Linked DNA regions of Mus musculus: all the other regions are linked to region 2. The links are chromatin loops, found by intact Hi-C in ENCODE. Cell type or tissue: heart. All regions are shown on one strand. Each heading gives the region's core, and the rest is flanking DNA. Links, peaks and the distances in the headings are about the cores only.

Region 1 (10,281 bases), core at 1,115-9,114, 170 kb after region 2:
TGGGATTCAAATTAAGTTGAACTTGGAATGAGAATTTTTTGGCCGCCCCTTCTTTCCATGGCTCCCTCTTGCTGCTCTCTCTCCCCCCACCCTTGTCTATCGAGATCACGGCTGCTCTCAGGGTTTGGCTGAAGTGTCAGCTCCTCCGTGGGCACTTTCAGCTCTCCTGCTGTTCTCTCCTTACTGATAATAGCAGGATCTTTGTTCTCAAAATCTGTGTCTCTCCCTGGTCAAAATCTTGATCATTTACGTATCCCCTGCAGATCTAGAATTCCTGCCCCTGGGGAGGATTTAATGGGAATTATCCCGAGCTGAACATCTGTGGAGCTGACTGTAAGGTTCTCAGGAGTAACAGAGTGGATGGGTGGGCACTATACCTGGTAGTCTGGAGTCCTTGATACGGATGGGTCTTTTTTTTCCAGGAGGGGCTCTACCTGCCCAGTAATTCCTCTGCTGTGGGCCAAGAAGCCTAGACTGTCCATCCTTCTCCTGGCACCTACGACCCAGTGTCCACAGGAAGGTCCCTAAGAATTGGTTTTATTTTGTTTTAAGTATGAGACAGGGTCTCTCTATGTATCCTGGCCTGGCCTAGAACTCATGGGAATCCCCTTGCCTCAGCCTGCTGAGTGCTCGGATTGTATGCATGAGCCACAGTTGAGGGCTTTTAATGTCAGTTCTATCCTCCTTCCAAACTACTTTTGGATCTGGTCTCCTCTGACTGAGGCCCAGATATAATTTAACTATGGAACGTGAGATGGAACTTGATCCGGGGGTAGCAATACATTTGACAAAGGGGAAGGAAGGGAAGGAGGAAGATTTTACACACAGCAGGTACATATAACTTAGTTCCCTCCTTAAATGATTGAGAAATTTTTCTCCTGTAACGTGATGATCCCAGCTCTGTTGTCACAGGGCTTGGCCTGCCACACATGAAGGAAGAAAGAGGCTCCTCTACCACTCACTCCTTTCTGCACACCAAACAACACCTAAAACTCTAGAACTGAAATAAATCTCCCAACTAAGATCCTATGAAATCAAAGTCGCATGATTATGTAAAGTGTGAACTGAATTGAAGCGGAGCTGCTGAGAATGAACGGCAGTCGGCATCCATTGCTGCCTACTGGAGGCCAATAAGCACCGAACCAGCAGGAGTAGGATCCAAGCCCATGACTTCTCCATTGAACTGAGAACGCTTGAGAGAGGCTAATCTGGTCTTAGTTTGATATTGGCCACTCTCAGTCCCCATGGAAAAAGAAAAACAGCCTCAGAATTTCCCACAGATTAAAATATAACAAATTGGAGTACACAGTCAAAGACTACTAAACTAAGGTAGTGTGTGTGTGTGTGTGTGTGTGTGTGTGTGTGTGTGTGTGTGTGTGCATGTGCACATGCACATGTGTGCACTAGGAGGGACCCAAGAGAAGCCGAATCACTGTTTAAAAACCACAGATGCCACCAATCAATTTATGCTCCCAGGAATTCAGGATTTTGAAGGAAGGTCTAGCAGTGGCAGTGGTATTAGGAGCCTTTAATCCTAGCACTTGGGAGGCAGAGGCAGGCAGGTCTCTGAGTTCAAGGCCAGCCTGGTCTACAGAGTGAGTTCCGGGACTCAAGGCCAGGGCTATACAGAGAGGCCCTGTCTTGAAAAACAAAACAAGGAAACAAACAAACAAAACCAAACAGAAGTGGAGAATTCAGGATTTTGAAGTTAAAAGATACAGAACATAAAATAACTGTGAGGAAAATGTTGGAAGGAAACAGTGGATCATACAAATGAGTGGGCAAGGAAGACGAATGAAGTGACCAAGCTGTTAGAAAAGGAGCCAACTAGAACGTACAGACGTAATACAACCGTTGGAATAGGAAATTAAGTGGATGAACGAAACAGCAGATTAAGCACAGTTAGAGGGAGAGAGGAAATAATTCTGAAACAATTACCCAGCAGGTAGCACAGTGAAGCAAGGACGAGAAAAACTGAGTGAGCAGTCCGGTGATTTGTGGAACACAATAAGGACGCCCAGCACGTTTCAGAGCCGTAGTCTAGGAAGACAGAATAGGCTGCTCGCATGACAGGACGTAGACATCACTTACTTATTCGTAATTAATGTAAAGCGAGCATTTTGGAAGCCCAGGGTTAAAGCAGAATCTTCAAAACCTTAGAACTCCATTTAAAGCCAGTAGTAAGTAATTTAAAAAAAAATCGTGCACATGTGTGTGCACATGTGTTTATAACCATTGTTTCCCTACTGCGTTTCACTGACACAGTGCACTAAAACAAGGGGTAGAAACAATCTGTGTGCTAATTAGTAAGATCATTTGCAAAGTCTGTGTACAGAGAAAACCCAAAGGCGTACAGGTAAATTATTAGAAGTGAGAGATCTTAAGATTACTGTATTTAAGACCAATTGATAAAAAACCAATTGTTTTGCTCCATACTACACAGTACGTTAATGTTTTAAAAAAAACAATATAACTTACAATGTACCAATGGATGAAACAGCTATGTGAAGGTATCTTGGCATTTCATAAGAAGCTATTGATAAGGCCCTGGGGAATCAAAAGATTTATGACACTTGAGGAATTGGAATCAGGAACATGCCAGATTCACCCAATCCCTCCAGGTAGGTCCCTGACAGTTCTTATGAAAGTCCCAAAGTTTTAAGTGATGCTGAGCGACACACTCCTGTGTTTGAGTATATGTCCAGAGGATGGACATACTCTTAAAGGATTCAGAGAAGGAGATGGAAGGCTCTCTTACAACCCAACAGGATTATTAAAAAGCTATAGTAACAGAAATACAGGATTTAATGCGTTACCATAGTCCAGAGGGAATATACCCTAAGACCACGTAGATGACTGACACCTGAAACCAACTAGGATTCAACACTAAGCATACTGTTTTCTCTATAACATCTACTTATGATAAATTTTAATATGTAAGCTAGGCATAGTAAGAGCTTAACGGCAATATGTAGAGCAATTACAAAAAACCATAAGAACAATTTTTTGTTAGCTTGTTTGTTTGTTTTTGTTTTTCAAGACAGGGTTTCTCTGTGTTGCCTTGGCTGTCCTGGAACTAACTTTGTATAGCAGGCTGGACTTGAACTCAGAAATCTGCCTGTCTCTACCTCCCAAGTGCTGGGATTAAAGGTGTGTGCCACCACTGCCTGGCAAGAACAATTCTTTTTTGTTTGTTTGTTTGTTTATTTTTCGAGACAGGGTTTCTCAGTGTAGCCCTGGCTGTCCTGGAACTCACTTTGTAGACCAGGTTGGCCTCGAACTCAGAAATCCGCCTGCCTCTGCCTCCTGAGTGAACAATTCTTAAATATGGCTTTTCCCCAGTGTATCTTGTTTTATTTTCTTGTCTGAAAAAAACACCTTACAGGATTTTTTTTTTTTTTTGACTCTGTGTCTGTTATGTTAGAGGGTTACTTAAACACACGGACAGTGATACACAACAGTTGTGCCAAAACAGAGATGCTTCTAAGTGACTGGTGGGCAGGTAGGGGTAGTATATACAGTGTGGATGTGTTGGACCAGAAGGGTGACTCATGTTCTGCAGCAGGATGGATTGGGACAGTGAGAGATTTTACCATGATCTGTGTGTTATAAACTGTATGAATTATTTATTTCTGAGACTTCTCATTGAATAAGTTCAGACCACAGTTGGCAAAAAGCAATTGAATCCATAGAAAGTTAAGGAGAGGGGCTAGAGAGATGGCTCAGTGGTTAAGAGCACTGACTGCTTTTCCAAAGGTCCTGAGTTCAAATTTCAGCAACCACATGGTGGCTCACAACCATCTGTAATGAGATCTGACGCCCTCTTCTGGTGTGTCTGAAGACAGCTACAGTGTACTTAGATATAATCATAAATAAATCTTGAAAAAAAAAAAAAGAAAGTTAAGGAGAGTATCATAGAGACAAATTAGCCGATACACCCAAAGAGGAAGCTGGGAGATAACCACACAGCCAAGCAGAAACCAGACTTGTGGTGGCGACGTGGAACACCACGAGAAGTGGCTGGCAGTTCCAAGTGGTTCTGGGACATCTGGTTATCAGAATGGGAGAAAAATAAGATTCAGACCCCTACCTCACACCTCAGTTCCAAGTGGAATACAAGTTTTGAGTGTAGCTGGGCTCAATGGTGCATGTCTGTGGTTCTGGGCACTCCTCCAGTTGCTGACTTAGGGTCTCTTAGATCCAGACACCTAATACCACAAACAAAACACAAAGCACAAACAAACCTTTAATGTGGCCTACCTGTGTGAAGAAATGTCTTTAAAAAGACACATAGGATCATCATATTAGAACTGAGAAGTTCTGTGCCCTGTAAGACAATTTTTAAAAGTAAAGACAGAGCCAGCAAGACAGCTCAGGAGCTCCAGGGTCTACCACCAGGCCTGACCCTGGGGTTTGCTCCCATGATGCCTGTGATAGGCGAGAACTCCCACCCCCCCCCCAAGATGTCATCTGACCTCTACACACCTGCTGGGGCGCATGCGCGCGCGCGCGCGCGCGCGCACACACACACACACACACACACACACACAGAGTGAGTAAATGAAATGTGAAAAAAAAGTTCTTAAGTAAAAAGACAAATCACAGGCTAAGAGGAGATATTATATTGGAATATTATATTGGAATACTCAATAACTGAGGTTTAATGTCAAGATTGGAAAAAAATGATTTGAAACAGGAAAAAGATAAGAACATCCTATCACCTGTGAAGAAACAGAAATGTCAAACACCCAATTACTAAGTGACCAGATTAATGCTACATTTTATGCCTCGAAATTGACAAAAATTGGGACATCTATTAATGCCAAACTGATCTGGATGGGGAGTGGCAGATCAATCACATCGCGCTGGCCGGATGATAGGAGGGGAATGACCGGGTGAAGAGTGATTAACTGTGCAGCACTGACGGTTTGTCACCCAAGCCGTGGTCTCAGAGCCATGCTCACTCGTGGCCGCCATTTCCAGGCTGCAGGGTGAGACCGGCCAAGGGGCCAAGCCGTATTCCCTTTAAAAGGAAACTAAGCAGGAGAGTACTTCGTGCACCATAAGTGTCGTTTGGTCGTTATGTTTTCTGGTGTCCAGGAATGAGTGGTCCCCCCCTTCCCCGCATCTGCAATATAAACAGGTTCCTCTTGAGACTGGGTGTGAGTGTTTATAACCCTATCACGTAAAGTTAGCAATGCCACGTTAAAGACACCAGATGTCCATCAACAAGAGAATGGATCAGTACACAATAGTTTGCCTTCACAATGAAATGCCAGGTGTTAAACATGAATTAACTGCAGAGCTGTGCATAGATAAATCTTCAGTACAAAGTTGATTAAGGCAAGTCCAGGGGCCTGTACATATTATAATTCTTTAAAGCTATATTAGGGGTTGGGGAGAAGGCTCAGTCAGTAAGGCATTTACCTCAAGTGTGAGGGCCTGAGTTTGATCCCCAGAACTTATGTGGAGTGGCACCTAACAGCGGTCTCAGCATTGAGAAGATGGAGAGTTTGAAGGATGGCTGGAATTTGCCAGCTAGCCAGCCAGCTAGCCCGCCGGCCTCCTTGAATCAGAATCTGTCAGCTCCAGGCTCTGTCTCAAAAGATAAAGTACGGAGTGTGTGAGGAAGACATCTGACGTGGACCTTGTGGCTCCACATGCAAGAGCATGCGCCCGCTCAGACACCCAAACACTTACATATGCACAGAATCACTCTGAGCAATGTTATTGGATATCTGGGTCAAGCATAGTTTTTAAGAAGAGCAAGGTGCATGTTCACACAGCAGGCGATGATTTGACACCTACAGGACTCTGGCTGGAAATGGTCATGGATGAAGCTCTGCTGCCCCCTGGTGTCTGATTGGTAGATGGCAGCAGGGTCACTTGTTAGACTGAGCGTGGGACCGGCCATTCTAGACAGGTTCAAGCTGTGGCCCGTCTTACCCTGCATGGAAAAGATTAAGCAGCTTTGGGCGCTCCTGATTTGCATTCTTCTCACTTCTCACTCTGTATTAGTCTTCTGAGTCTGAGAGTGACAAGTGTAACCCCACTGATACATGTCCCTGGTGTGTCCCATCAGAGTCCCCCACTTCATCACCAGAAATTGATGAGATCCACGTAGAGGGGTCAGTGACTTCCGTGGGAGGAGAGACTGGGGTTGATGCTTAGAAACCCCTATCCAGACTACCTTAACACAATTATCACCTTTAGGAGATGGGGCCTCTAGGGAAAGCTGAGAAAACAGGAAACAACAGGAAGGACACCTAAGATCACATATGGGCATCAGGGTTTGTGATAGCGTTTGGGGAACAGAAAGAGTCTTCCACCCATCACCTGATAGAAAAACACTTCCTAGGGTCTGGAGAGATGGCTCAGTGCTTAGAATGCTTACTGCTCTTCCAGAGGACTCAAATTTGGTTCCCAGCACCCATATCAGACAGCTCTTAACCACCTGTAACTCCAGCTCCTGGAGATGCCGTGAGCTGGTCTTCCTAGCCTCCAAGGACACCTGCACACATGCACACATAGACACACACTCACACATACAATATAAACATATCTTAAAAACACTTTCTGGCGGGCTGTTGACTGTGGGAGCTGGGCCCAGGGCCCCACATCTTAATGAGGCAGAAGTTGGCCCGGAAGGAGGACACTGGTGAGACATCTCCAAAGCCCTTGGGAAGGCAAGGCTTCAGCCCAGAAGCCCCACGCTAATGAGTCCCTGAGCCGTCATCTGACCTGGGCCCTACCGCTCCCCCTATGAAGGGCGATAATTATCAGCAAGTTTCTGGTTCCAGGCCTGCAGTGTGGACCTAGCACAGTGCCTGTTAAGTGTCCTGACTCATCTGGGTTAATAGTATTGGCCACACAGAGCTCTCTGAGAGTCTGATGAGAGCCTGATAAGGTGGCATTGGTCCCGGAGATTTGAAGTGGCCTCAGGTCACACAAGCTCCCCATACAGCTCAGGCTAGGACGAGGCCCTGTCAGGGTGACGGCTTACCGAGGAAGGTCTTCTGTCCCTGGAGTAATGTCTTGCTTCTTTACCCCCAGACACCATGGAGACGGTGCTGGTCCTCTGCAGCTTGCTGGCCCCTGTGGTCCTGGCGAGTGGTAAGAATCCTTTAGGGCCTTGCTGTGCCAAACTGGCAGACATAGCCCTTTCCAGCAGAAGATTCTGGCCCATTCAGACATTAGGGTTGAGATCTTAGGCCACTTTACATCTGGTCACGGGCTCTTACTGTCAGCAGAGGAAAACAGATCCTAGTTCAGGGCCCCCCTGCACGCCCTTCTCCCACTGTTTCCCACAAGGGTTCAGCAATCCTTCTGTTAATCTCTCCAGGTACCTTGGGCTCCTGTGGAATTGTAGCCTAGACTGTAATTAATCCATCCTGACTTTATATGCAGGTCACGAGCCTCCCCCACCCCTTGGTCTCAGTTTCCCCCTTTGTCACTAGATGATAATAGACCTGGTCTTTTGGAGGAAATGAAAGACATAATGTGAGCCCGGGACCCCAAAGACTCTAATTCAGGCGAGGACCCCCAAGCCCAGCTAGCCCATCTTCCATGATCTCCAGTATCTCTGCCCAGTGAACCCCCTTCACAAGGACTCTTTGGTGGGGACTAGAGGTTATGGGGCAGGTGAGAAGTCACAGGAAGTATGGCTGTCTTCCTCTTGACCATGTCACATCTTTCCCAGCAGCTGAGAAGGAGAAAGAAAAGGATCCTTTCTATTACGGTGAGTGAGCTCAGCAGCCCTGGGGGGTGGTCCCATCCAGGAGGGGCCGGCGTGACCTCCTGGCCCCGCCTCTCTCCCACCTCTCACTTCTCCTCCCTTTGCAGACTACCAGACCCTGAGGATTGGGGGGTTGGTGTTTGCTGTGGTCCTCTTCTCCGTTGGGATACTTCTCATCCTCAGTAAGTGTGTCCTTTCTCTCTACGGCTGCTAGACAGATGGGGACAGTATACAAGCCTAGCCATTTTGTCTGTGGGACAGGAGAAGGCACAGTCTTGCCTCTCCACAGTATCTCCAGGATCAATACAGGGCTGGCCATGTAGTACGTGCTCAGGAAAACAAGGAAGGCATGGCCAGAGAATGTAAGTGAGAACAGACATAGCCAAGAACCACAGACTGCATCCATAGGGCAGGGGGCTGGCCATCCCAGGAGTCAGATGCTGTTCTCGCCGTGCTCCTAGAGATGTGTCCCTGTGCATTTCCCCTACACGAGCTGTGGCGTTGTGTTTTTTTTTTTTGTTTGTTTTTTTTTTGTTTGTGGTATGAAAGGGCAAAGTTCATCATAGTGGGAAGGCAGTGAACTAGCTTGGTCTGTGATAGCAGACACATGTGGCTTGTTTACATTGAGACAGACCAGGAAGCAGAAAGCTCAGGATATAACCAAAAGTGGCTACCACCTCCAAGACCTGCCCCAACAAATCACTTTGGTTAGCTCGGCCCCACCTCCCAAAGATTCCCCCTCCCACAAACAGCACCCAGTGAGGATCAAATATCCAGACCCAACTGTGGGGGGGGGCAGGGGGCGGCGGTAGGTCTTTTGTGTTCAGGCCTGGAGCCTGGCCTTGAGCTGAGGCTGGAGTCGTGACCTTGGATGGTTTCTTTGTGTTTCAGGTCGCAGGTGCAAGTGCAGTTTCAATCAGAAGCCCAGGTAAGGGTGCTGAGGCTATCGGACAGGGAGAGGTCTGTGGAGTGAACCCCGTGGGTGTTCTTTTGTCTCAGAAAGAGAATGTGGGGAGCTGGGGTATGAATCTGGGGGGTTTCCAAGTGGCTTTAAAACAAAGCAGAGGTCATAATATGGAGGGGCAGCCTCAGATGTAAATTCCTGGGTAGGAGTGTTCTGGAACCTTGTTTAGAGGCCCTGGAGACAGGGAGGCTGGCTAGGAGAGAGGTAGCAGCCGATGGCCGCTCTGTGGTGCAGGGCAGAGACATTGGGCCTGCTTCTTATCTTTTCCTGAGGCTCTGGGCATTGTGTAGACACTTGGCCTCCTTTCTACACCGTATAAGTTATACCCCATTCATTAAAACAGCCATGGTGGCCATGGACCTCAGAAGCCAAAGTTGGGTGGCAGGCACACCCAAACCCCACCTCGGGGCAGACACTGAAGGGCCCATAAGTTCTCCAGTCACCCTACACATCCCATGGTAGAGTGTTTGAATGCTTCAGTGGGGTTGGAAGGAATAGGTTCCTGGGCTATCCACAGAGAATGGGGGATACTCTGTGGTTTGCCCTGGACATTGGTGACAGTGTGTCTCTGCTTGTCACAGGGCTCCAGGTGACGAAGAGGCCCAGGTGGAGAACCTCATCACTACAAACGGTAACCGCTGTGAAAGGCTGTGGGGCGGGGGGGGGGGGTGTCTTCCTATAGTCTTGGGGGTGGGGAGGGACTCTAGGCGCCATGAGCTGCTTTGGGCTTCAGCAGACATGCCTCTGAGGTGCCAGGAAAGGGTTCCCAGTACCCCCAGTACCTACGTGATGTTAGCGCTTCATCTGAACCACAGATGCATCATTGTATGCAAAGCACCTGCTTGCCGCCAGGCAGGCTCCATCTTTCCACGTGTGCTAAGCCCCACGAGGGCCATCATCACCTAAGTTCTTGTAACCAGTGACCGTCGAGGACCGACACCACATCTTAGTGATCCTCAATCCTGGTATCAGCCATAAGTGAGGGTTCATCATGGAACATGGTAAGGGGCCTCACACGCCATCCATCTGCCTTCTCTTCCAGCTGCGGAGCCCCAGAAGGCAGAGAACTGAGGTGCAGCCTCCAGCGTGAAGGTAGGTGCTCTCTCTCTCTGTGCTTGGCTTCCTGCCGTCTCACCACGGCCTTCAGTGAGCCTGGGCAGGGGCATCATGCTGACTTCTTCATGGCACTCAGTTTTTCTTACCAGTGGGCTCCTCTGTGTCTTTCAGAGGCGGGGGAGGAACGGAACAGTGCACTGCTCAGTCACAGAGACACGGAGGTGTCCTTTATCCAAACACAACAGCATAGGAAATCAGAGCTGCCAACCAGCCTTGGGTCAGGCTCATACAGTACTGTCCCAGCTACCACAAATACACACCACACACACATCATACCACATACACACACCACACACACACACATCATACCACACACACACATACACACACCACACACACACACATATACACACACATCATACCACACACCACACACATCACACATCACACACACACACCACACAAACACACACCACACACACACATCATACCACACACATACACACACCACACACACACATCATAA
Region 2 (10,281 bases), core at 1,422-9,421:
GGAAAACAAGTGAAATGTCGGGGGCTCCAGGATGCTGGGGGTGGGGGTTCTGTTGCCTGGGGGTTTCTGTGCTACTGAGAAAATTGGGGGTGAACAGAGGTGAAGAGTGGGATTGGGGAGGAAGGTAAACAGGTTGAGTCAGGTTAGGAGAACCTTGGGTGGAGTCTTTCACTCCGCCAGGCTTCTGGGTGTCTTGTAGCTAGCTTGGAGCAGGGTCCTGGTGATGGAAGCCCTTGAAGGAAAGACAGGAGCTAGGGGTCAGTGGTGGTGTCTGTCTAGATCTCCAGATCCCAGCCAGACCACTGGGACCAGTCCCATATTCCACCAAGTACAGCTACCCTATGTCGTTCTCCTCTTCCGAGTCACCAAGCCATTGTGAAGATGATTCAAGCTACTTATCTTTGGGGCTCCAAGCCAGTGTCATTGGGAAATACTAATTGGGCTGGGAATATCCTTGCTGCCATTGTCAAAACTAAGATATGCAAAGCAAAAGGCAGGGATGAGATGGGTGGAGAAGGGGCGGGTCTGTCCAGCTGCCAAGACTGGGCAGGGGGAGGTGTCTGACCAGGGAGAAGCACTTCTCCTGCATCCTGCTTTGCTTTTCTAAATGGGGTTCTGGGGATTGCAGAGTTTACTTGGGGCTTGGCCAACAAAAGAACAACCGGTGAGATGGCTCAGTGGCAAAAGGTATAAGCCTTCAAATCTGCTGAACTGAATTCAATCTCTGGAACTCGTGTTTCACGGTATTAGGAAAAAAACAAAGCAAAGCAAAACTCTGGAAAGTCCTCCTCTGACCTCTGTACTTATACCATGGTGCACATTCACCACACACATGCAAAATAAGCAAATGCAATAAGAATAATCTTGAAAATGGGTTAGTCATGACTCCAAAGGTGATCACCAAAGACATCTACTTAAACCTCTGTCCAGATGTGTGTGGGGTGGAAGGCATGTGAAGTCAATGAAGGTCAGTGGTTATCTTAATTCTCATTTACAATTTTTATTTGGGAAGGAAATGGAAGAGTAATATAGATAGGCATAAAAGGTTAAAAAGCTTTAGAAATAAAGATAGGCTCATAGGAGGACAAACATAGTGGCCCACACCTCTAATCCCAGCATAACACTCTGCGAGTCTGAGGCCAGTCTTCTCTACATAGAAAATCCCAGGCAAGCCAGGGCTATATGGTGAGGCAGGAAGGGTTTGGGAGAAGGGGAAGCCAACTAAAATAAACATAAAGAATAGCGTGAAGGCATTTAGAGGACAGAATATGAAAAACCAAAAATCTACATGCAATTAATTTGGAAGCACAAACTTGGCCATTCAGAGAAAAACGGAGGGAGAGGGATGATTGTGTGCGTGCGTGTGCATGTGCGTGAGTGTGTGTGTGTGTGCGCGTGTGTGTGTGTATGTGTGTGTTTGTGCATGTGTGTGTTCGTGTGTGTGTGTGTGTGTGTGTGTGTGTGTGTGTATGTGTGTGTAGCTTGGATGGATGAAGCCCCTGTGCTTCCTTTGGTTCCCAGTTGCAAAGCAAAGAAGCTACAGCTTGACTGAGCTGCCTACTGTCATTGCTGGGACCCTGGGAGGTTTGGGTAGTGGCTGTGAGATCTGGCAGCTCAGGGGTGACCAGTGTCTTCATGTGGCAGGCAGGCCTCTGACCTACTCGTTGCAACATGGGCTGAAGCAGAAAAAGACAGAACACCTCCAGGCTGATGAATCCTATTTGATATTTTTATTAGAACATGGCTTTAATTAGCACCAGCAGTTGTTGGGGAGACAGGGACGTGAGAGAGGGTATCCTCATTCAATATGGAAACAAGACTGGGAATCTCACTGTGGAGAAAGGCCTCAGCTTTCTTCACCATTTCTGCTCATCATGGATCTTGGTACCCAGCAGTTGTCTGGGTTCTTGCATCCCAGCATCCCAGCATCCCAGCATCCCACCTACACCTGGAGTGAGGCAGGACTCAGGGAATCTACTCTGCTTTTCTAGGTGAGGTAGCAAAGGAGTAGAGATGGACCCACACTGGGAATCATACTAAGAAGGGTCCCAGAGGCCCACTGCATCTGGTGCCTGTATTCTGTAGGTCTTTAAAGATGGTGGCCCATTAGTTGTGTAGTGTGTTGCTATGGAGACATCCTTTCATGCAATTTCTTACCGAACCCTTTAGACATTCTGAGCTGAGTTTGAAAGTCTGTCACAGTCCCAGAACAGAGAAATTATCTCTCAGCAAGCAGCAGGGATGGAGTCACCTACTGTGTGCTATTCCCCTTCCTGTCAGCACAGTCAGACATCATTACACCCTCCCCAGGTGACACCCACTTTACAAGCATCAGGTCACACAGGATAGCATTCTTTCCAAATGTGACCCTCTCACCTTACTTCACATTGGCCTGGTGCAGGAGAATTGTATTTATTGGGCATAAGAAGTCCCACACCTGTCTTGGGCTAGGCAGTCTTTGTAGGATGGTAGGATTTTGAAAGTCATTTTAGTTACCCATGCTGGCTTTTACAGATCCTCACACTGGACCAAAGAAGAGTTTACTAGTGCCGGTTGATTCAGTGAGACTGCATGACATACATCAGCCCTGGGCAAACCCAGATAATACTTGGCCTGGGGTGGGTCTCATCCTGCTCTGTCCCGGACCTGCTATCTTTCCCAGCCTGACTGTAACTTGCCTTTCTTGCCCCTTTGTGGCTCACTCTGGCTTCCCTCTTAAGCAGTGGGCTCTAACTGAGGGCCAAGAAAGCAAAGGGGTTCAGAGAGTGCTGGTTTCCATTTGGCAAGGAGACGGCACCAACCATTTTCTGAAGTGTGTGTGTGTGTGTGTGTGTGTGTGTGTGTGTGTGTGTGTGTGTGTGTTTATGTGTAGGTCAGAAGACAACTTGTAGAAGTTGGTTTTCTCCTTCTGCCATGTTGGTTCTGGGGATCAAACTCAGGTCTTTGGGCTTGGTTGCAAGCACACTCACCTGCTGAACCTTCCCCTCATTTCTTCCTGGTCCCTACAGGCTACCCTAACAGGAGGACATATTTAGTGTCTATCCCTGGAGTTCCAGGTGGGCCCATGTACTCTGCCATGCATGCATACCCTTTATTTGCTCTGCCCTTACTCCAGGAGAGAGGCACTCACCCCATGTTTCCTCACACTCTGAGTGAACAAATGTTCATAAAGTGTGTTTCTGACTAGGTGTGCCAAGTCCAGCCCCTGGCACAGTCCTCTTCCCTCGCTGGGCCCCTCCTATCCAGAACTCCAGAATTTCTTGTGTATCTATGCTTTGGCCACCTGACTATCCAGATCTGCCTACGCCCACTCCACCCAGGACCCATCCCAACCCAGGACTCTCCCATACACCTGGCCCTGGGGTGAATACCAGAGTTGATATTGCTTTAGAGGAGAAACCTCAATACAAGGTGGGGCAGAACTGGCACAAGGGGTATGGGATCACCTTGGGGCTACAGGAAGTCTCCAGGGCTGAGTAGGAGCCAAAAATGTGCTATGGACAGTAACTTCCTGCTTCAACAGAATAGTCCCACAACAGAGTAGCTGCCCCACATACTTGAGAGGCCTCTCAAGACAAACTCCCTACCACTGAGCTACAGTCTTTTGTTTGTCTGTTTGTTTTTGTTTGTTGTTGTTTTGTTTTCTATTTCTCGACAGGGTCTTATTGAGATACCCAAGGCAGATCCTTCACTTGTAATTCTCCTGCCTCAGCCCCCCAAGCCTGGAAATTCTTTTAAATGACTGTAGGACACGTTCTACTTATGTAGAACAGTTAGCTGCCCTACTTCCTTGGCGCCAACAGAGTTTACTCTCATGCCTGTGGTTAGCCTGATTCTGGAGCCAGTTATCAAATTATGAATGTAGGTGAATTGATGCTGAGTATAGCTATTGATTTTTTTAAAAATTTGCATTTAATTTCACAAAATGGCCTCATGGCTTCGCAAAACTCAATGCTCAGTGGTCTGTCGTCCATTTCTTCTCCTTTCTGGTCTCGTCGTTTGTTACAACTATATTTTCTCCTCTGAAGGAACTGGGTCTCCTGACTCCTCTGGTCTCTTAACTTCAGCCCCTTCCTGGTTTGGTTTCTAGGCCCCTGGAGAAACTCCACCATTTTCTTGCAAAGTGTCTTATCACAGTTGAACCACAACACTCTGACTCTGGAACAATTACCTCCCACCACAGCGGGCCCCGCGTGTGGAAGCTGAACTGTTACCCAGTTACATGGATGTGAGCATAGCAATAGTGTCATGTGATCCCAGGGAGTCCTCTCAGTGGTACCCCCAAATCAGGGTTCTTGCAGCGTTCTCAGACTCCCTTTAACTTAAGTGGTGTGTCACACTTCTCTGGAAGAGACTCTCCCTTTGTTTGTCTTCTCTACCAGAGATCTGTAGTGACTCTTGGGCCTCCTTTTCTTGTCTGTCTGGCAAAACAACAGTGTATGACAATTGAATAAACACACAACAAGCTAGGACTGGCCTGAAGAGGCAATTACATAAGCGGTTCTACCATTTAGCCTTCCAAGAGCCCTTCCCTTGTTGGAAAAGGAACCATTTCTGCCACTAGGGGGCGCACGGCTCACAGGAATGTGTTCTTCCGTGCTGTGGTGTGAAAGTTTGTAAGATTTTTACAGTGAGATATTTGCAGTGAGAACGTGGCTCATGTTCCTTCAAGAGCCAAGGGAGACAGAAGGAAATGGCTGTGTATATGTTATGGGGCAGAGGGCAACCATAGAAAGTAGAGAGAAAGCATTGCCTTCAAGAAGGAACGTGAATTGCCCAGATCAGGTCAAGCACAGTATCTTCTTCCAACCAGAGACAGTATGGCTACAGTATGACAGCCACTGTGATGTGATCTCAGGACTGCCCTCTGTACTTTTCAGTCACTGTCTCCAGAATTAGCCCTGCTTGGGCATTTACTGCATCCAAGAAACATTTGCCCTGAACCCGAGTGGGTTCTGCCTTGAGCTGGAGAGACAGGCTCTGGGCACACAGACATGGGTAAATCCATCTCCAGAGAAGGCAGGTGGGTCCCAAACCCGCAGTTCCAGGTACAGCATCTGTGTGTGACAGGGGGCTGCTGAATATGGCACTGTTGACTCTGGAACTTGAGTGATGGCTTCCTGCTGAATGCAGGATGTGCTGGGGGCCCTGAAAGGCCAGTGGGAAACTAGAGGGGAGGTTACAAGAGCACAGGTAGGACCATACCCTAGGCCATGGCCTTGAAGTAGGAGCCTAGTTGGCCCGTCCTCTTGGGTATGACAGGACAGTGCCAGGCAGTGTTTGTGGGATGAGGCTGCAGGGTAGAGGGTTATAGGGTGAGAGAGTATATTACCTTTCTAGTTGTGACAGCAGACACAGTTGAGGAAAGACCAAGGCCTTTCCTTTTAAGGAAGGAAACCTTTATTCTGGTTCATGGTTTGAGAAGCCATAGTTGGTGGAGGAGTCATGGTAGCGAGAACGGTGAGAAGCCTGGTCACATTACATCTGCAGTCAAGATCCACGGGGGGGAGATGTTGGTGTTTAGAGTGCGTGTGTGTGTGTGTGTGTGTGTATTTGTGTGTGTGTGTGTGTGTGTGTGCGCACGCGCGCGTGTGTGCTCGCATCTCCCTCTATTGCTTCTTCCTTATTTTCCCTGGATGCTGAGGATCTGAATTCATGTCCCCAAGTTTGCACAGGAAACATCTCTCCCACTGAGCCGTCTCCCAGCCCTCTTTTCTCTCTGTATTCAATCTAGGAACCCATCCCGTGGAATGCGTTGGCCACATTCAGGGTCTTCCTATAGCAATCAACCCGATGTACATTTGTGTGTCTAACAGATGATTCTGGATCACGTGAGATCGGCAAATGTTGCTAACCGTCACAGGGAGAGATGGTTGTTTTTGCCTAGAGGTGTAGAGGGGACATCGATCCAGATTTCCTGAGGCCTCTGTGATTTGGAATTTTAAAAAGTTGTTTAAAAATGTAAGATTTATGCATTTGTATTTTGTGTATGTGTGTGTGTTCTGTATGTTAGCTCCATCTATGTGTGCCACATGTGTATGCTACCAAAGGAGGTCAACGGGGGCATCAGATCCCCTGAAACTAGAGCTGTGAGTGTTGGTAAAGCCGCCATGCGGGTGCTGGAAGCCAAACCTAGGTTTTCCTCAAAAGCAACAAGCGCTCTTGACGACTGGACTGTCTCTCCAGCCCCAGCGGTTACATTTTTGAGATAGAAATTGGTCTTATAGTTCAGGCTGGCCTGGAAACTCACCATGTAGCCTGGGCTGATCTTAGACTCAAGATCTTCCTGTTTCCTGCCTCCAGAATGCTGAGATGACAAATGTTCATCATATTTACCCAGTCGTTAGAGGCTCTCTTAGAACAAGAATAAATATATAATTATATCTAGGAGCTTAAAATGTCCATGAGAGTGAAGGGCCTGCAGCCTAGCTTAGCTCATGTTGAACCTTGCTCAGCATCTGAGGCACAACCTGCACACTTTCCTGGCTGCCTTTAGGAGCTCCGGCCTGCCTTTAGCCTCCTTTCTTGCCAGTTTGGCTCCACCCCCCATCCCCCACCACTCCCATTTGTCTTCCTGCCTGAGTTTCTTAGAACCTGGAGTAGCTGTAGAAGGAAGGACTCTGGAATTTGGTATCTGGAATGCTCTCTAGATGAAGAGGGACAGAGGGATGATGGGAGGTGGGTGGCAATGACTTTTCACATGGAGTTCGGGCAGAGGGCAACCTTCGTTGGTCAAGGGAACTTGAATCTGGCCAAGACTTCCTGTTAACATTCACAGTAACACATAGGTGATTAGAATTTCCCCATCTTCCAGCCACTTTCATGCTTTATATCCCAGTGAGCAGCTAGACTCTAATGTCTTCCCATAGGTGTAGGATTGGCTTTGAAACGAATGCTTGGCTGGGGCCCACTAAGCATGCGCTCTACCATTACATGACACCACAGACTCCTTGTATTTCCAGGGCTGGGCATTGAATTAAGCCTTACTCATGAGAGGTAGCTGCTCCACCCACCATCCCCTCTCCCCAGATGCCCTGGCTTCCTATTTACAGCCCTGCAGTATTTAGGCCCAGATTGCCTGGCTTGAGTGTCACCCTGGGGGTGAAACCACAGGTGACCTGGCTTTGGTATTCTGATAGTGAAAAGTGTACAGATCCGGTGGACCTGGTCCTTGGAGTGTTGTCTGTCTCTCATTTCATTTGGTCCTTCTTGGAAACTAGGGTGAGTTCTCACTTAGTAAAAGCTGCATTTCCACTGGACACAGAAGCTCAGCACTGGATTTTAGCGTCTTCTAGATTCTGGGGCTGTCATCCACGGGAGCACTGAGCATTCAGTTGTGTTAGACACTGTTGAGTTGGGCGTGGTTGGCCCTAAGGTCTTACTTCAGCATCCATGAATGGCTCTGCGTGCCATGGATGGACTGGGCTAGAGGATACACGGGGTGGGGTGGATGATCCGTGTGCTCGAGCGTGAGAAACCTTTACCTCAGGAAGAAGCCTTCACAGGAAGAGGCACCATCTAGCCCTACAGAAGAAGCCATAGAGGCTTGTCATCGTGTGCAGCTTCTGCAGTGAGTGCAGTAGCCATGGGGGGAGGGGCAGATGCTTCTGACCCACAAGGCTCCTTCTTGGGCCTGGATTAAGGCAAAGATGAGCTTGCCTCACCTTCCCTCATGCAGCCCCACAAACCCTGGAGCAAACTCCCCTTTCTCTGGCTTCACAGGGGCAGGAGCTCATTCGGGCCCTTGGAGACTAACCAACAAATGAGTCAATGTTCTCTAGATGCTCTTCAGAGGAAAATCGCCTAGGGAGACCAGCTGGGGGCCTTGGCCTGGGGCTGAGAATGCAGCAAGGTGACTGGGGTGATAGGAAGCGTAAGTGTGTGCATTCTAAGTAGTCAAGACTTTCCAGATGTTTCACGAATAGATCCCGAGATCCCAAGGCTCCTGGCTCTGTGGCCAGGCAAAGCAACCTTGGCTTGTTCTGTTTCCAGCAAGGAAGCATGAAGCAGCCTGGGTCCAAGATAAGGATGCAAGGGCGGGAGGCAGCATTTGCCTGTGAGGTGGGAGGACCCTGGGGTGCCCTGAATGGGTGCCCATCTCTATGTGCATGTCCTCTTGTCTAAGATCTGGTGGGGACCCCCAAGAAGAATCTAAGGGTGATGGTGCCCTTGTCCTTGAGGTTCCCCCACAGATGTAGGAATCTGAGGATGGTAGGGATGGCTGGTAGCTGATGTGAGTGGCTGGGTACCGGTGTGGGGTGGAAATGCATGAGGCAGATACAATTCGGCTCAGCATTGCCTATGGCCGGAGCCAAGATGAGATTTGTGGAGCTCAAATGTATCTGTCTACTACAGCGGCAGGCACAGGGAGAAGAGTAGGTACCTTGGCCATGTTCATGTGTGTGTGTGTGTGTGTGTGTGTGTGTGTGTGTGTGTGTGTGTGTGTGTGACTTTTGGTCCAGCCAAGTGGATGCAGGCTCAGGCTGGGGTAGGCCCCTCAGCATGGGTTTCTCAGGCTGCCAAGCCTCCTTTAGGTCTAAATGCTGATGATGCTTGTGGGGCTTCCCTTAGCTCCACGCCTGCCCCTGAAGGGAGAGGCTTCACGATCCCTCAACACCTCTGTCTTCCTTTATCTCACGTGATGATCATCATCATGATACCTTAAGGCACATCTCACTCATCTAGGGGAGATGAGCTTGAAGTCTAGAGTGGCTCACTAAAACCTGTGCAGCTGGTGCAAGATACAGCTGAGGCAGAGAGAAAGGTCCTCCCAAGCCTTCCCTTCAGAGCATCTCTGTATCCACTCCCAAGAAACCTGGGATTCCCAGAGACTCCAGCCCAGCATGGGGTGGAGGGTGCATTAGGCTCAGTGCTACCAGCTCCCCCGATGGCTCCCAGTGTCCTCTCAGCATTCGGTGTGAGAGACTTGGAAGACACAGAGAAGTGTGGACAGGCATCTAAGCAGGTACAAGGAACAAGGACTACGGTCTTACTGTCACTAAGCCTTTTAGATTGTGTCTCCCATCAGTAAATGATGCTGAGTGTGTATTGTAATATTTATTCATATACAAGTTACTTTTGTACTTACACACTGATAGAGGCAACCATTGTATAAAGCACACATGCAAAATGTAAATTAAGATGGCAAAGATGAGAGCTTCCCTTGACGTTACTTTCAGACAGTGTATCAGGCTCACACTTAAGACCGCCGCTGGGCCACCTTTGGCTAGGAGCTCCTATGACATTGCTTCAGTGTGTTTAACCACTCTGCTAAGCCTCTCCCTGCTCCCTGGGCAACTGGTGTCTAAGGGCTGCTGTTGACAATTCCAGTTGCTACCACATCTTGTGCTTGTCGCCACATGGGGGTAAGCATGCTTAGCTTAAGAAAATGTTTAGTTGCCAAAGCACGTAGTAATTAGGGACACAATTATTTCATCTTCCTTTTGTGCATGTGCGTGCATAAGTATCCATGTATGTGTGCACATGTGTGTGTGCATATGCTTACACATGTGTCAGGAGGCCAGAGGTTGAGTGCCTTCCTCAGTCATTCTCCATCTTACTCTTCGAGACAGGGTCTCTCACCAAACTTGGAGATTGCCAATTTGGGTATACTGACCGGTTAGCGAGTCTCCTGTCTCCATTTCTCCAGAGCTGGAATTGCAGATACATACTGTGGCTCCAGCTTTTATGCGGGGGCTGGGGATCTGAATTCATGTCCTCATGCCAATGCAACAAGAACTTAACTGAGCTATCGGTCTGGAGAGATGGCTCAGCGGTTAAGAGCACTGGCTGCTCTTCCAGAGGTCCTGAATTCAATTCCCAGCAATCACATGGTGGCTCACAACCACCTGTAATGGGATCTGAAGCCCTCGTCTGGTGTGTCTGAAGGCAGCTAAAGTGTACTCATATAAATAAAATAAATAAATCTTTTTTAAAAAGGCTGAGCTATTTCATCAGCCCTATCTGTTGCCCCAGCTCTCAGCCTGAGGCTGAGGTTGTAGGTGGAAGAGAATAACTTAAGCTCTGGCCCCTCTCATCCTGACCAGGATCTATGGGGCTTTATTCCCCAGTATCTTTTCCGCAGGCTCTCCATCTTTCCTGAGGTGGCATGATATTGGGTGTCCCTCGTGTGTCTAGTCTAGAACTCTGGCTCTCTTTATCACTTTATCACTTCTCCTCACCCCAAGTTACCTCTGCCACCATGTATGTGACAGATCTCCTCAGCAGGACTCTATTTAAAACATTCAGCCATCCCCTAAGCCAGTGGTTCTCAACACTCCT
Region 3 (10,281 bases), core at 749-8,748, 190 kb after region 2:
TATGTATGTAGCTATGTATGTGTATATATATGTATTATGCATGCACTCATCCATCTATCTCTATCTATCTATCTATCTATCTATCTATCTATCTATCTATCTATCTATCATCTATCCATCTATCCATAAATCTATTATCCATCTTGGTATCATTTCTCCATCAACCTATCACTTATATAGCTTGTATGCATGCAGGTATGCATGCAGGTATGTATGTATGTATGTATGTATGTATGTATGTATCTATCTATCTATCTATCTATCTATCTATCTATCTATCATCTATTTCTTGTTTACCTATCACCTGTGTATCTATTTATATATCATCTGCTAGTGTTGGATATTAGCTTCTTGGAGGCCAAGTCGACCATCTGGAACCCAAAGAAGACTGTGGTCTTACAGAATCCACACCATAGTTACCAAGGGGATGGTTACAGTGAGTGCAGGACAGGCTGGGGGTGGGTGGGTGGGTATGGCCATAGCATTTGAGCCCTGGATCTCAAAGGATAGCCATTATTTGTCTTCAACTCTCACTGGATGTTTGACCTTGGGCCTCAGCTTCTCCATACCTCAGATAGCTCATGTCAAGAGAGGAACTAAAGCAAAAGGGAGACAACAGCTAGAAAATGCTTTGTAAGCCCTAAGATCAAGCTGAGCTTCTTCCTGAAAGAGTCATAAGCATATGGTGACAGCCGCAAGAGGGAGTGTTGGGCATCAGGATAGGACATTAGTCAGGGATGGTGGAGGATTTCAGACTGAGGTGTGAGTGGCTAACTGTGGTGGCCTCGGGACCAGGATAAATAAAACAAGTCAGGACAGGCTGTCAGGGACAGCAGTGCTATTGAGGCTGATCCTGCTGGGGACCCAAGATTCACAGGACTGTGGTAAGAAGGGAGCCAGGCCGGGCTCCTTAGGAACACGGCGGGGAGACATGACTGCCCCATGAGAATGTAAGCTGTCACGGTGCTATCCACAGGGCCTTGCAGGAAGCTCTGGAGGCTAAGGGACTTGGAAGTCCCCATCCCGACCCAGGACCCCTATCTATACTTCCCATGTGCCCTTCACCGAGAGTGCATCTTGAAATTCTCACTTCCTCATCTCACTCCCAGCTGCGGCTTCCCCGGCTGATGGAAGAATACTGTTGCTGCCCATCCCAGCCCTGCTCTCTGGAAATTTCCTCTGGGAGGGGCTGGAGACCTCAGGCAGCTCCTCCCTGCCTCTGGCTCCCCCCATACCTCCCCTTGCCTGGGTCAGCAAGAGCCCCTCTGGGGACACTCAGCCTTTCTTGTGACTGGGGTAAATATTACCTGACACTGTTAATATTTAATGCCCCCCCACCTCTGCCCTGGCCACGGCAGACACTGTCCCCATAGTAGAGGCCACAGGAAGACCGTCGTGGAGAAGCCCCGATGGCTGGGGAAATATCAGATCTGTCAGCGAACAGTGGTGAGACTGGCAGGACTCTGCCTGGGACTGGCTCTGGTGGGCAGCTAGACCCCTTCCCTCTCCTGTTCCTTGGAGTTCCCCAGCCAGTGGCTCTCTTAGAAAATTAGCATTCAGAAGGGATCCTCAACCCCACCCCCACAGAAAAAGAGCAGAATAGCAGAAGTTGGAGCATCAGAAGTGTGTGTGTTTATGTGTGTTGTGTGTTTGTGTGTGTGTGTGTGTGTGTGTGTGTGTGTACGTGTGTGTGTACATGTGACTTTGTTCTGGGTGACAGGGTGTTGTTCTGTAGCCCAGGTTGGCCTGGAACTCATATAGCCCAGAATAACCTAAAATTCACTGCATTCTTCCTGCCTCAGCCTTCCACGCCCTGCCCAGTGTGACTTTCTCATCTTGGATGGAGAACTAAGATTTCAAAGTGGTCAGGGGCTGCCGGGGTTGGAGATGGGAGGAGCAGCCCTTTAGCTTAGCCTTCCCCAGAAGGCTTAGGGTCACAAGAAAAGCCCAGCGTTTTGAAATCCACAGACTCAGGCCTGGAGCCCAAGAGGACCCCTGCCGGTCCATAGATGTTGAGTTTTCTGACCTAGAACACTGGTGGAAGAGGGACTCATTAAATGCTTCCTGAAAGGGAAATGGGGGTGGGGTGGGGTTTGGGGTCCTGTCTTGGATCTGGCTGAGGCTGATGCTAGCTCCCCATTTGACCTTGAACATGACGGAAGTGTGGGAAGACTTTCTGCATGGATGCAGAGCCTGGGTCACTGTGGCTTCTCCTTAGATTTTGACCTTTCTGAACAACCCATACCTGAGGTTCACCAGCACTGACCCCCTCTGGCTACTGGAGGGATCTGGACTCACCAGACCCTGCGGCTGGCTGATCACTACAGGGGCACAGTTCAAAGTTGCCTGGGAATTGTTAACTTTTTCATCCCTTTAGAAAAGGCCCCGGACAAGAGGGGCTCCAGCAGGGCAGCAGAGAGTACAGCTGGCATGGAGTGGGGAATGGGGGTGGTGTGTGTGTGTGATTGTAGCTTTGCTGGCCATTGTACTACCAGCTATCCAAGGGTAAGTGCTCTGAGCTCAGGCTGGCAGAGAGCAGAATATCGGCTTCCTTCAGGGTGAAGGAGCCACAGGAGGCAGGGCCAGGGGCAGGCAGCTTGGTCTGAAAAAGTCTTCTTCCTCTATGTCACTTGAAAGGGAGCCTAGCACGTAGACTCATAGTGACGCTTTGCCTGGGTTCAAATCCCAGCTCTGCCCCTTACTCGCTGTGTGGTTGTGGGGTGACTTACTTACCCTCTCTGTGCCCCAGTCTCTTGTGGATGAGAGGGAATAACAACTGTGCCTCAGGTTGTACGAGCTGATGCTCAGACCATTTTGGCCGGGAATGCACAGAAACTAAGTGCTCCTCCTGCCCGTTAAGTATGTCCGGAGGACAGTGACACAGCAGAGTAGAAGCTAGGATGAGTCAAGCCCTGATTCTGCCTTCCATTTCCACTGTGTCCTTACGAAGACTCCAGTGGGCCCTTGATTCCTTCTCCCGTTCCTTGAACACAGAGGCTCTGCTTTCCGCCTTAATTTATTTCAGACATTGCCTTTCCCCGAGGACGTGGAATTATATCAATAGAGGCCTCTGGGGGCTTCCTGGGAGTTGGCTTTTTGGCCTGACTTCGTTATGATACAGAGCTGGGAGCTGGGGAGGACCACGCCCTCCGGAGACTGAGGTCCCTTCAGACAGGGCAGGTTTCTATTCAGATGCCCAGCGTCTGATCCCATGATGCCCATGTGATGTAACCTTTAGGGCGTCCTCACAGGTCCCCTCTTCACTGGGTCACTCTAGCCAGCCTTCTCTTCATCTCGATCCTGGGAGTTCGTTTGAGAACTCTGGAGTTCCCACTACTCTGGGGTTGTGATTTCTTGCTCATCCCACCCCTGGCTCTCTTCTCAGGTGGCAGTGCCAAGGGGACAGAGAATCCCTTCGAGTACGGTAAGCCGGTCCTCCCCTGCCTACTCCGTCAGATGGCTTCCAGCCCTGGGTTCCTGCTATCTGCTCTTAACATGGCGGGGCTGCCTCGCGGGTGGACTTTGGGAGGTCTGTGAGGGGGCGTGCCTACACCACTGCGCATGTCTCCTCTCTCCAAGACTATGAAACCGTCCGCAAAGGAGGCCTGATCTTCGCGGGCCTGGCCTTCGTCGTGGGCCTCCTCATCATTCTCAGTAAGTGGGGACAGATGGAGCATTTCCCAAAGTCATACCGTAAGGACACTTGCCAGGTCCCCACCCACACTCCAGCCTGAGGAGGAATCCAGGAATATGCAGAGGACAGCGAGCCTACCGCTTCTTTCAGTGTGCCCCCTGGTGGCCGTGGGATGGGAAGCGGAGAGGGAAGTCTGGCTGGGCAACTGTGGGGCAGAGGCTGCCAGGGGAGCAGGCACCGCCCCATCTGGACACCACGTCCTAAGCCACCCTATCCCTTGAGTAGTCTCAGCACACTGAGAGACACCGCCTGTAGCCCCACTGTCAGCGTTTGAGATGGACAGTGAGACTCGCAGGGAGAGACTTGTAGCAGCTCTCTCGGTGTAGCAGACATCCACTCCTCCACATATTGCTGCAAACTAGCAGAGATGGAAGCCAGGGCCTGGGGACTCTCGCTAACTTATCCTAACTCTGGAGACAGGGAGACTCCATTTTCTCTCTGTTAAATGGGGACAATACCAACAGTCTAGTAAAATTGGGGTTAACATCCTAAGATAGCCACAGAGGTGAAGGGGTACTTTAGGGAGGTTCTAAGGTAGCCATGAATAGTTCTAGGGGGCAGGAATGGTCTTACCTGTCCTTGAGCCCTGGTAAGCACAATAGCAGATGCTTGTTGTCTTGCCTTGTTGAAGTGAAAAGAAAATACCAGAATCACAATCAGAAAGACATTTGGTGAAGCAAAGAGGATCCTGTATTCTGGAATTCCCACACACTCTGGCTCCTCCCACTCTGAATGAAAGCTGGGCTCTTGGAAGATCTGGTGTGTGTGTGTGTGTGTGTGTGTGTGTGTGTGTGTGTCTTTGAGGGGGGGTGTTGGAAATTATTAGCCTAGGCAAAGCTCTCAAAGCTGGTGGCATCACGAACTCTGGTCCCAGTGGCCACTTACAACATGTCCCCAGTCCAGCACAGATCTGGTGCAGTGACTATTTGTTGATTGACTAATTGCTTAGTGGTCCACCCTTATATAAACAGAGAAAACATGGACCCCAAACCCCACCCTATGATGGTGTTGGAGGAGGGGGGTTAAGCCTGGCAGAACCAGCTCTTCTGGGGTCTCCGTGGGGAAAAATGGCATCAAACTTTACGTTTTCTTTTCAAGGCAAAAGGTTCCGCTGTGGGGGCGGTAAGAAACATAGGTAAGTGCCAATAGGAAACCGAAGAGGTGGGTGGGGCAGAGAGGAAGTCAGGCGGGGAAGTTTTCCCCGATGGGGAGGAGGGGGTCCTCCATCTGGGGGAGCACGGACACACGCTCCCTCTGTCTTCATCCTCTTTATCCTTCCTCGCCCCAGGCAGGTCAATGAAGATGAACTGTGACAGAAGGTATGTACCCTTCAAATGGCGTGAAGGGCTGGGGAGAGCACGCTCACGACTAAGATAAAACAAGCTGAGGGAAATTTGGGGGTTCAGGCCGGCTGTTCCCATGAATGTTTTAAAGCGAGCACTGGGTGTCTAAAGTGGGGTGTGTGAAGTAGGAACACTGTGGAGGAGGGGGGCCTTGAGGATAATAAGAGGGACAGGAACAGAACCATAGGTGCAGAGGCCTCCCTCCCAACTCAAACCCAGCCTTTGTCTTTCCAGAGCCGGCAGTGCCCACGGGTGCATGGGCACCAGCGATGACCACCTTCCCCAGCTGCGCACCACAGACCCCAGCACAGTCAGCATGGGCTGAAGGAAGTGCCAGGCATCCTGGGAACCCCTTCATGGTCATCCCCTCCTGCCTCAGATCCTTAACTTCCTCTCTTCCCCAGCTTCTCTAACACCCCACTCCCTGTTCCAAGTTGAGGAGCATGTGTAGCCTCATCCCCCTGGTTTTCAATGAATCCTTGTATAAGCAACTGCCAATGAAATCGGGCTCGCTGTGGTCATCCGTGAGTGCTTATCATTCACCCCTGAAAACAGTTTCCTGGGGACAGAGACCTCTGCCTGACTTCTGGGCACCCTGCCAAAGTCTGAAGGTGTCAAGATGAAGGTGACTGGGTGGGCTGGGTCCTGCTGGCTGCTGCTGCTGCTGCTGCTGTGGAAACCCCAGAGCTTTCACGGGGATCTTGCTTCTCCAGTGATCTGTCCAACCAGGCAGTAGCTGACTGTGGCCACGCTCATGGGCTCTATGGTTTTCCTAGGTATACTACAGTCCAGGGTAAGTGGTCAGAAAGGCCTCACCTCATGCTTCCAGCCCATCCTTGAGTTGGTGGGGTTCAGGAAACTCCAGCTGGGCCCACCCCTGCCCATCTATTTGGATGTTGGCTTGCTTTGCCCCTAGGTCAGGAGTAAAGGTGAGAGCGAGTCCCCTGTTACTGCATGCTTCAGCTCCATCCATCTGGGCAGAGATTCACAGAGGTTCAACTCCCTCTCCCTCCATTCCCATGGAATCTCTAAGGAGACTGGAGGGCTGGCTGGATGCTGGCACCATCTGGTGACAGGCCTCCTTAGCTACATCTCTGAGTATCTGAGCAGAGCCCTGTTCTGAAAGGAACAGGCTGAGTTAGGGTGAACTACACAGTCAGGGTGGACAGGCCAATTCACTTGGTACTTAAGCCTTCTGTCCTAACCCACTGCCCCAGGCTCTGAAGCCCACCCGCCCACCCTTCCACCCACCCTTCCATAAGTGATCGCAGGCACTCCTTTGAGAGACTGTTGCCATTGTATAGAAGGGGATGTTGAAAGGTAGTGGTGGCAATCTGCTTGCCTTTTCTGTCAGGGCTGGGAGATGAGAGGAGCCTGCGGTGGAAGGGCATGTGTCAGCTGAGGCACACAGGTAAAGTCTGGGTACTATGCTCAGTATCACACCACTGACAAAGTATGACCTCATACCCTGAAACAGAGGTCAGAACTGCTGTTCTGAGCTCCTCCTGGAGGATGGGAGGAATGAGCTGGGGTGGAGCCAGTCTGACCAGAGGTAGGACCGGGGAGGAGACAAACTCTTCAGGGTTTCTGGATGCCTGGGGCAAGGCAAATGGGAAGAGGTATTATTCAAGGTCTGTGGTCCACTAGAGAGAAGTGGGAGCCATATGGAAGGAGTCATGTTTCCAGAATGTTCTATACACCAGCCCATCACTTAAATGGTCTTTGGTGAGTCACTTCTGTCTGCTACCACGTCTTCTGCTCTGTTCTCTAAGTGGCCAGACTGGTACACTTGAGGTAGACTTTAGGGACTTTGCCTGACCTGGGCCTAACCATTTGTTGAGTAGGTAGATCTAGGTACAAACATGAGATTACTGGTAAGCCTTCCTCCTATCCCCATGCCCTCTGCCACCCCCCCCCCCCCCCCGGGCTGAGGCTCAGTGAGCCAGACCTGGGCTGAGACTGCTCCACGGACATTCTGATTCTGTGACCTGCTCCTGGACCCAGACATCTCCCTTCACTATCCAGGAAGTTCCTCTGCTGAGAGTTACTGAAGGTGCCTGTCACTCTGAGGTTTTCTACACATCCAAGCTGTCCTAAACTACAGAATACAAATCAAGTCTTCGAAGTGTTGCTTCGCTTATACAGAGCTGTAGGAGCCTAGCTGTCTTAGGTTGCAGTTCCTTCTATTACTACCAGAGGGAGCCCACGACTTACTCAAAGTCACCTGAAATTACAGCTGATCTCCTGAACCGCTCCTTTCCACGAAGCTTTAGACCCCACAGCTCGAGTTATCATCATGATCCTATCCCGAATATCCAGATTCTCCCTTCCAAACTCACAATTACCCAAGTATGGGGCACCCAGGGTAAGGGCAATGACTCCATCTTGGGATGAGTGGTCTGTCTGGGTGGGGCCCTGTCTTGTCTGGACCTGGCTTCCCTTTTAGAAGCTGGGACCAAGGCTGGCTCACCTGGAGTGTGAGGACTCCTTGCGCGGCTCTCCAACTTTTCTAAAAACTTTGGCACTTTTGGGGATCACTCTCACCTCACCTCAGCGGTTACTGGTTCAGTGAGGAAGTGGGTGTCCCAAAAGACTTACTTTGAGTAGCTCTGCTGGCCCTGCCCACAGAAAAACGAGGGTATCAGGGCAGAGGGAGGACGGAGTTCCTCCTCCCCTAGTACCTTGCTCAGGGATCTACTAGTACCCCTGCAGGGACGTGAATGGCTTCTCTGCAGACGAGCACCCCAGGTGGCCAAGCTCGGAACTGCAGTTGGATGGTCAATACGGGTTAGAAGCCCCGCCTGGTGAATCCCATAGCTGCTGTCCCAATCTGGATCAGTTTGGGCCTCGGAGTCAGCGACTTAACCTCCACAGTCAAGTGTGATAGGAGAGCAACACTGAGGCTGCAAGGGAGAAGATTCTGGGGACTCCAGTCCCCTCCGTCTCAGGCTGCACAAGGAACTGGGAGTGCTTTGTGTTCTTACAGTTGGATAGCTGAGGGGCTGGGAAGAACTTCTACTTAGAATTTGGAACTTTAGTGCCCAGGCTTTCATTAAGACACTGGAGGGACAAGGGGGATGGCAGCAGGACATAGGTTAGGGTGTGTGTGTGTGTGTGTGTGTATGAGGGGGGCGGTCCTCAGTTGTCATGGGCCTCATGTCTGGGAGTCAGGGGCTAGAGCCACTCTTAAAGCCCCGTTTGGCAGCTTTGTTTCTCCAAGCCTGCTGAGCTGCCCAGTGTGTCCCATAATCCCACAGTGCTGTTGTCTGTCCTTACATCTTTAAACCTGGTCCTCTGTTTTGAGAACTCCTCACGGTGGCTTCCTGGAAGAGTGTCTTGGTGTCACAGGGAGGAATGCCCAGGTGAGCCAGGCAGGAGATGGAGGAGGGTAGGAAGTCCCCAGCCAGGCAGCAGCTGGTGGATCAGAACAGCTGCTGCAGCCCCACAGGCCACCAATGATGCCCTGAAAACAGAAACTGGCCTTCCTACCAGTGTTATCCCCAAGCCTGCTGTGTGACCTTGGAAAGGTCCCTGTCTGTCTCCAGACTTGGCTTTTGGGGAAACAAAGCAGGAGATGAAAATTCTAAGGTCCAGTCTAAAAGTCAAGGGGCAGTGGTTCTGAAGGGGACGTGGGAGCTAGAGTAAGTCCTCTCCCTGGCCCAGGGTAGTTAGTGTTCTTAATGCACAACTAGATGCACACAGCCACATGAGCACAGGAGCTTGGTACGTGAGAAAGGCTGCCACAAGGCACCTGGAGAAGTAGAGGAAGAAGATCATATGGAGCATGGTGAATTCTCTGTTACCACCCCCCCAACCTCCCAGAAAGTCCTGTCAATCAATAACCAAGTCTGCACTCACACAGAAACTTCTGGACCTCAGCATTCCTGCTCTGCAGTAAACAACAGCTCAGGTCTCTTGTCTGCAAACCAAACATTCACTATCAAGTTAATAAAGTTATTCAGGAGAGGCCTGAACCCTCAGACAGCCACTCAGGAGACATGAGCAGGAACAGGGGGTGCAGAATGGACCTCGGCTGTTCTGGGGTCCTTCCTGCTACCCTGACATACTTTCTTAGATCAGAATATACTCTCACTCCAGACCCCAGCGGATTAGCTAGTCCAGGATGGGAATCATACCTCTAAGTTCATGCACGCCCCCTAGTGGCCATCCCAGATCCAGCAGAGGATGTACTCAGTAAACAATAGTTGAGTGACCACACTGGCTGCTTTAGAGGAAGGCATAGGGGTAAGGAGGGCTGTGCAGGCATGGGGTCTGGGGCAGAGTCGGTGGTGTGTAGGCTCACTGAGGTGGGGTGTCTTTGAGGCCTTTCCCAGTATTAGCCTTCAGCTCATCCTCTGAGTCTTGGTGTGTTGGCTGGTTTTGTGTCAACGTGACACAAGCTAGAGTCATTGCAGAGAAAGGAGCCTTAGTTAGGAAATGCCTCCGTGATATCCAGCTGTAAGGCATTTTCTCAATTAGTGATCAGTGGGGATGGCCCAGCCTATGGTGGGTGGTGTCATTCTGGGCTGGTGGTCCTGGGTTCTATAAGAGCAGACTGAGCAAGCCATGGGGAGCAGGCCATTAATCAGAACCCCTCTATGGCCTTTGCATCAGCTCCTGCACCTGGGTTTGTCCCCTATCTGAGTTCCTTCAGTGATGAACAGCAATATGGAAGTGTAAGTTAAATAAACCCTTTCCTGCCCAACTTGCTTTTTAGTCATGGTGTTTTGTCACAACAATAGAAAGAAATTCTAACTAAGACACTTGGGAACCAGCAAAACCCACTGAAACCCTGGGCCAGTGACTCTGCGATAGGCATTATTTCCAAGTTAAGAGTCAAGACTACCAGCTTTCCTGGACCCCTCCCCTTAATCATTTGGGAGCGTTCTGTCTCGGCCCCTCTTCTCAGGATACCATGATGTCCAGAGATGACAAAGAGGCAGTGCCCTATGAGCCCACCTTCAAGATAGCCAGGTCCCAGGGATAGACTGAGCTAAGGTATAGGGGAGATGTCTTCACTCGTTGGGTCTCTGGCCGCTCAGCCAGAGCCCTTAGTTTCTTCCCTTGAGGAGGAGGGGGGTGATCTGTGGTCCAACTAGTCTGTCTCAGTTAGGGTTTTACTGCTGTGAACAGACACCATGACCAAGGCAACTCTTATAAGGACAACGTTTAATTGGTACTGACTTACAGATTCAGAGGTTCAGTCCAGTATCACCAAGGTGGGAGCATGGCAGCATCCAGGCA

Evidence for each region. Hi-C counts contacts between places; a loop is a spot of excess contacts. Peaks named below come from ENCODE experiments on the same cell type or tissue, not always from the same donor. Only the 100,000 strongest peaks of a DNase experiment are listed, where the experiment ranks them.
Region 1: it touches region 2 in a loop (7-fold over the local background); 30 of 42 quality-filtered maps call a loop at or near these places.
Region 3: a loop joins it to region 2, with 8 times the contacts of the local background. A loop is called at or near these places in 28 of 42 quality-filtered maps.

What each region holds. Positions count from the first base shown.
Region 1 is chr9:45,382,935-45,393,215 of GRCm38, forward strand. Fxyd6 (FXYD domain-containing ion transport regulator 6) reads left to right here. Exons shown (of 8, transcript NM_022004.6): 2 at 7,054-7,113; 3 at 7,700-7,738; 4 at 7,843-7,917; 5 at 8,627-8,663; 6 at 9,281-9,330; 7 at 9,742-9,791. The coding sequence starts at 7,059. The coding sequence ends at 9,770. Among named protein-coding and RNA genes, the nearest start is that of Fxyd6, 18 kb to the left of the region's middle. In heart, for the core only: a CTCF peak has its summit at 3,843 (motif pointing left); a DNase peak (open chromatin) is centred at 5,857.
Region 2 is chr9:45,217,192-45,227,472 of GRCm38, forward strand. All of the region lies in intron 1 of BC049352 (cDNA sequence BC049352), which reads left to right. Among named protein-coding and RNA genes, the nearest start is that of Tmprss4, 18 kb to the left of the region's middle. In heart, for the core only: a CTCF peak has its summit at 4,560 (motif pointing right); a DNase peak (open chromatin) is centred at 4,560; H3K27me3 peaks cover 502 bases.
Region 3 is chr9:45,404,721-45,415,001 of GRCm38, forward strand. It overlaps Fxyd2 (FXYD domain-containing ion transport regulator 2), which reads left to right and starts at 1,370. Exons shown (of 6, transcript NM_007503.4): 1 at 1,370-1,446; 2 at 3,386-3,424; 3 at 3,580-3,654; 4 at 4,793-4,829; 5 at 4,983-5,013; 6 at 5,272-5,558. The coding sequence starts at 1,410. The coding sequence ends at 5,007. In heart, for the core only: CTCF peaks have their summits at 3,798 (motif pointing left), 7,205 and 7,802; DNase peaks (open chromatin) are centred at 1,151, 3,171, 3,791 and 7,781; H3K4me3 peaks cover 744 bases; H3K27ac peaks cover 446 bases; H3K27me3 peaks cover 3,885 bases.